Linked DNA regions of Homo sapiens: region 2 is linked to region 1. A link is a contact called in ENCODE Hi-C data. All regions are on one chromosome and are shown on one strand. The core of a region is the stretch at or near the end of the contact, and the rest is flanking DNA. Distances in the headings are between cores, read along the strand shown.

Region 1 (2,913 bases), core at 235-2,734:
GGGAAAATTAAAAAGTTTAAGTCCCAAGTTCATAAATGGGATGGCTCCTAAGTTATTTTCCACGTTGATATTTGAAATACACAAAATAGAGTGAATATAACCCATGCGTGATGCTGGCGTTTAACTCATTTAAAAATCAAGGCTTGAAAGTCTGTGAAGCAGGTGGGTAGCACTGAAGAGCTGCTCCTGAGCCAGGCCTGAACTTTATCCAATTAGTCTTGTCTTCACAGGGTCTGCGCGCTCTCTCTCTCTCTCTCTCTCTCTCTCTCTCTCTCTCTCTCTCTCACACACACACACACACACACACACACAAAATACACGTTATCTACCTAAAAACGATTAACGTCACCACATCAGTTTTGATACTATGTTTCCACTTGAATGTCAAAGCCCATCGTGGGCACAGAAAGATTCGTGCTGCAATGGGTCCTATACAATACCCTCATCCATTTTATTTCTACCGAAACTTAAGACCAGCATTTTTTAAACGCCGAGATTTTAAACCACGGTTCCTGTGAGTGGAGCAAAACCAGCCATTAAGTCGCCAGGTCCCATCTCATGCACTGAGGCTTCAAGGACTATCAATCTGCATCCTGGGGCGAGGGGAACATCCCAGGCGGAGGCCCGGACGCCGAGGGCGCGCAGCCCCCCAGCAGGGTACCCACACCCGGCTCACCCCCGCCTCCACCTGCCAAGGGCCGGACCGCGGCCCGGCTTCCCGGGGGAGCGTCCGCGCTGACCAACGCCCGGGCGCCGCGAGTGTCAACGCCAGACACCGCCTGCAAACAAAAAGCGACCCTCGGCCCGACCCCTGGCCCCGGCGCCGGCCCCGGGACCCCAACCTGCCCCTCCCACCGCGGCCGCCCCGGACCGGGGGCGCCGCACAAAGGCCGGCCCGACCCGCTCGGCGCCGCGGGAACAAAGGCGGCCGCCTCGGCCGGGCCGGGCACAGGTGCAGCCGCAGGGCCCGGCCGGGCCCAACATGGCCGCGCCCGCCCGCCCGGCCCCGTTAGCCGCCGCCGCCCGCAGGCCGCCGCCCCTCCCCTGCCCGGACTCGTCCCGGCCTCCGCGGTCCGCCCGGTCCTCCCGCCGGCCCTCAGGCCTCCGCGGTCCTCGCGGTCCCCACGACCCTCTCAGGCCGCCCGGCCTCCCGGTCCCCCAGCCCCTGAGCCGGCCCCTCAGGCCTCCTCAGTGCCCCCACTCCTCCCGGCGCTCCCGCCCCCTCAGGCCTCCGCGGTCCTCCCCGCCGCCCCTCAGGCCTCCCACAGCCCGGCCTCCCGGCCCCAGCCCCGGCGGTTGGCGGCCCGCGACTGTTGGGCGGGCGCCCCAGTGACCTGCGGTGCGTCGCATCCTCGGCGGGCGGCTCTCCGGAGCGGCAGGCTGGGAGGGGGCCGGGGCCGTGCGGCGGTAGGGCCCAGGCGGGGAGGGGGCGGCGGCGGCGGCGGGCGCAGCGCGGCCAGGCCGAGGCTCTCGCGCGCGGCGCCGACCCCGCCCCCGCGCCTCCCGCCCGCCGCCGCCGCCGCAGCCGGGGCCGCCGCCGCCTCGCAGAAGCCGCGGGAAAAGTGCGCGCCGCTGATTGGCTGCCGCGCTCGCGGGGCCCGCGGACCGGGCTTTTCAAATCCGCGCCGGGGCCGCGCACGGGCGGGGCGGGCAGGCACGCGGCGGGTGGGGGCCGCGCGGGCGGGCGGGGCTGGCAGCGCCGGGAGGGCCGGGCCGCGGGCCCCGCGAGCCGCCTCAGAGTAGCGCCGGGCGCGCGCCCTGCTCCCGCTACTCGGCGGCGCGCACCCGGCCCAGACCCGGCGCCCGCGGGCGCCGCGCTCAGTGACGTCACGATCCGCGCCCAATCACCGTCCGGAGCCGGCGCCCCCGAGCCGTGGGCGCGCGGCCGCGGAGGCTGGCGTTGGGCGCGCGGCCCGCCCGCGCGGGTCCCCAAGCTCCTGTCCCGTGAGAGGGGCGCGGGGCCTGGGGCCCGCGGGAGGCTGCTAGCGGCGTCCGCCTCGCGGAGCGGCAGTGCGGGGACGGGTGGGGAAACCGCCGCAGAGGCCCCGCCGTGGCGGGCCCGGAGCCTCAGAACAGACGTGGCGGAGAGGGTCAGACGCCACGACGGGGCAGGGCAGGGCGTCGTGCTCTTCCCGCCTAACGGCCGCAGGGCGTGAACGAGTCCCCCGGGCGAGGGTCCGACCCGGAGCTGGGCGCGGCTGCGGGAGGACCGCTCGCGAGGGGAGGACGCCTGGTCCAGGGGCGCTACCCCAGCGCCGCTGCGGTAGAGCCGGGCTTCAGGGGGTGGCGCGGGCGACTGCGTGCGGCACAGGGAGGAGGAGGAAGCGGCGCGGGCGAGCGGGGAAGTCAGACGCTGCAAAAAGTGGGCGGGCCGGGCGGTTGAAGCCGGTGTGATTTGCTGCCCGCCGCCCATGGAAGTTCGGCTCCTGCCTCCAGGTGCTGCCGGAGCCGGCGGCCTTGGGTTTTCTGTCACGCAGGTTCAGGGAGCCGGGAACACCTTCGGCCTTGAGCCTTAGTGTCTGCTCGAGCTTTACAGGCCCAGCTTGAGCCCTCGCTGAGAAGCGGGCCCAGGGGAGCCTGGCGAGAGTTTGGTCAAGGAGAGCTTTGTGAAAGTGCGCTACCCGGGCTATAGAACGACACCTCAGCCCAGGTCCTGCCTCCCCGGACCCACCTCCAGCCACCAAGGAGTGGCCACAGTTCACCTCCTCTTCCTCTCCCGCGCCGCCTCCGCTGCTGTCCCTTCACAGGTGCTGGGCCCCTGTATGGGTTGAGTTGTGGCCCCCCCAAAAAAACAAGGGTTGCTGCAAGACTTACTATAAGGCTACAGTAATTGAGACATTGTGGTACTGGTGGAAAAATACACAAATAGATCCATGAACAGAATAGAGAACCCGGATATAGACCACATAATGG
Region 2 (2,913 bases), core at 175-2,674, 4.8 Mb before region 1:
CTGTGAGTCTCATGTGTCACACACAGACCCAAAGTTCCAGGGAGCTATCAGGTCACACAAGAAATAGCAAAGCACCTCAAAAATTTAGAAATAACCACCAAAGCCCGGGAACAAATGTGACTGCTGCAAGAGCTTACAATCTAGGCCCTAATTCCTGTATGTGAGAGCATTTTCAAACAAAATTACTTCCCAAACAAAAACACGTTAACAATCGAAACTCATATTGAGGTCATCAACCACAGACCATAGCAGAAAACGTAGTGTTAAGTGAGACAGAGCATAGACAGGAAAAAAGAGAAAACAAAAGGCTCTCTGGTTTCGGCTTCTCCAGGGTGTCAGCCAATCTCCACCAGTTGACCAGAATCCATTGGCTGGAAACCTAAAGCACAATGGGAAGAAATTCATCATCGAGAGGTTAATCCCAGGCACAACGACCCCCAAACCCTCACGAACGCCACTGTGCAGGACGCCACCTCTTCTGGCCACCACCTGACTCACTCCAGTCTCTAGCAACGTTGACTTGTCCAACGTCTTCCCCGAAAATCCTCTATTTCCACCCCCGCTTGCTGGACGGCCCGGGACCTTGTCCGTTTCTGTTTCCTTGGCGACTCTGAGATTTATGACCCTTCCACTGAACACGCATCACGCCCAAACCCGGCCACTCTGATTATCCCACGCCGCCACCGTCAAAAAACAAAACACGAAGACGGGGCCCAGATCGGCCCTGACCCGAGCACGCCTTTATTCTCCCGCCCCACCCCCGATTCCGGTGCATCTCGATGAAATCATCGCTCTCGAAGAGCGGCCAAGCTGGGGCCGCTCCTCGGCCTGGCGCGGGTGCCCGACTTACCGCCGACCGCGCTCACGACGACTCGCTCTTCTCTATCCGCCGGACCAGCTCCACCAGCATCTCTGCCATCTTCGCAATCTCCTTGGCCTTCTCCTCGGCCTTCTCGCACCTCTTGGCCGCCCGGCCCTCGGCCGCGTCGCCCGGGTTCTGGAGGTGGTTGAGGGCGCTCTCCTCCGAGGCCTCCACCTGCGTTTTGATCTGGATGAGCATATTGTCCATCTCCCACAGCTTGCTCCGGTTCCGCAGGTACGCCCGCCCGTGCTCGCGCGTCAGCGACGCGATGTCCTCGCGCATCTCGTTGATGACCGGGAGCAGAAACTGCTCGAAATCCTCCTCGGGCTCCAGCACCTCCACTTCCTCCGGTTCCGCCAGCTCGACGATGTCCAGGGGCCGCATCTCTTCCCACTGCCTCGGAACCGCAATAGCGATGTCTGTTGGAGAGAGAAAACCGACACTCGCTATGCTTAGCAATAGAGAGCCCGAATATTCCTGAAAACTTTTACCCTTTTTCAACTTTTCTTCTCAGAGAAGCCACGGACAAGCGACTTACGCGCAGAGTAACGGCGAACAAAATGGAGTCCCGGCCGTCAACCAGCGCTCTGCGCGTTGCGGCCCCTTTCACGACACAGCCGGGCCTCTTTACGGTCAGGGGGGCGAGCTGCGGGCGCGCGCACGTCTAGAAAGAGAGGCACCGGCGGCGGCGTCGCGGCCGCACGGACGCGCACGCAGGCACGCGCAGGTACGGGACCGCACGCTCTCGCTCGTTCCTGCTTTCCCGTTACCTCTGTGCGTCACCCCTGTTTTACCCTGTGTTTGGAGGGTGGCCTCTTCTGGGTGTTTCCCTCCGATAGGGCTTCTTGAGCACGCGAGTTTACATTTTTTAAAAAGGCCTCCCGCACTTCCCAGGCGCGGTGGCTCACGCCTGTAATCTCAGCACGTTGGGAGGCGAGGTGGGTGGATGGCTTGAGGTCAGGAATTCGAGACCAGCCTGGCCGACATGGCGAGACCCCGTCTCTACCAAAAATACAAAAATTAGCCGGGCGTCGTGTTGCACGCGTGTAACCCCAGCTGCTTGGGAGGCTGAGACAATCGTTTGAAAACGGGAGGCGGAGGTTGCAGTGAGCCCATATCGCGCCACTGCTCTCCAGCCTGTGCATCAGAGTGAGACTCCGTCGCAAAATAAATAAATAAAATATAAATGAAAATTAAAAAGGGCCTTCCACACTAGAAGAGGAGGATCCTACGTGATAATGCAGCTACCCCAGGTGGACGCTTAAAGCCCCTTCCTTTCACGCAGGGGGACCTGAGTCCCCTCAGCCGTTTTATTTACTTTTTTTTTTTTTTTTTTTGGAGACAGAGTCTGGCTCTATCGCCCAGGCTGGAGTGCAGTGGCACGATCTCGGCTCACTGCAAACTCCACCTCCGGGGTTCACACCATTCTCCTGCCTCAGCCTCGCGAGTAGCTGGGACTACAGGCGCCTGCCACCGCACCCGGCTAATTTTTTGTATTTTTAGTAGAGACGGGGTTTCACCGTGTTAGCCAGGATGGTCTCGATCTCCTGACCTCGTGATCCATCCACCTCGGCCTCCCAAAGTGCTGGGATTACAGGCGTAAGCCACCGTGCCGGGCCTTATTTACTTATTATTATTTAAAAAGTTTTTTTTTTTTATTGAGGCAGGGTCTCGGTCTGTCGCCCAGGCTGGAGTCCAGTGGTGGGATCATGGCTCACTGCAGCCTTGATCTTCTGGCCTCAAGTGATCCTTCCACTTCGGGCCTCCCAAAGTGCAGAGATTACAGGCATGAGCCGTGCGCCTGGCCCTTTCTGCCTTTTTAAAGAGTAGTTTTCCTTCTTCCTTGGATGACAGTCAGAAGGGTCTGGGTGTCTTTTCACCAAACCGGCCTCCCCACACCCCAAGGTGGAGCCTGGCTGCTCCGTCCTGAGGCCCCAGCAGACCCATGTTCAGTGTGTGGTGCAAGGCGCTGTCCAGAGCCTCTGAGCCCTTCCACTGGATCCTAGGCTCTTTGGGGTCTTAGCTCTGTGGCCTTAATGCCCTAACGCCCT

Evidence for each region. Hi-C counts contacts between places; a loop is a spot of excess contacts on that map. Pooled maps may share reads with other maps.
Region 2: a pooled map shows a loop between it and region 1 (21-fold over the local background). The contact joins the promoter of MRFAP1 here to the promoter of NSD2 in region 1. A Hi-C loop is called at or near these places in 7 of 50 pooled maps.

The regions. Positions count from the first base shown.
Region 1 is chr4:1,869,964-1,872,876 of GRCh38, reverse strand. NSD2 (nuclear receptor binding SET domain protein 2) reads right to left here and starts at 1,484. Exons shown (of 22, transcript NM_001042424.3): 1 at 1,335-1,484. RefSeq lists silencers at 1,051-1,750, 1,801-2,030, 2,061-2,320 and an enhancer at 2,054-2,555.
Region 2 is chr4:6,639,196-6,642,108 of GRCh38, reverse strand. MRFAP1 (Morf4 family associated protein 1) reads right to left here and starts at 1,424. Exons shown (of 2, transcript NM_033296.3): 1 at 851-1,424; 2 at 1-379. The coding sequence starts at 1,246. The coding sequence ends at 863. LOC124900653 (a long non-coding RNA gene) reads left to right here and starts at 1,488. Exons shown (of 2, transcript XR_007058007.1): 1 at 1,488-1,589. RefSeq lists a silencer at 387-456 and an enhancer at 2,430-2,913.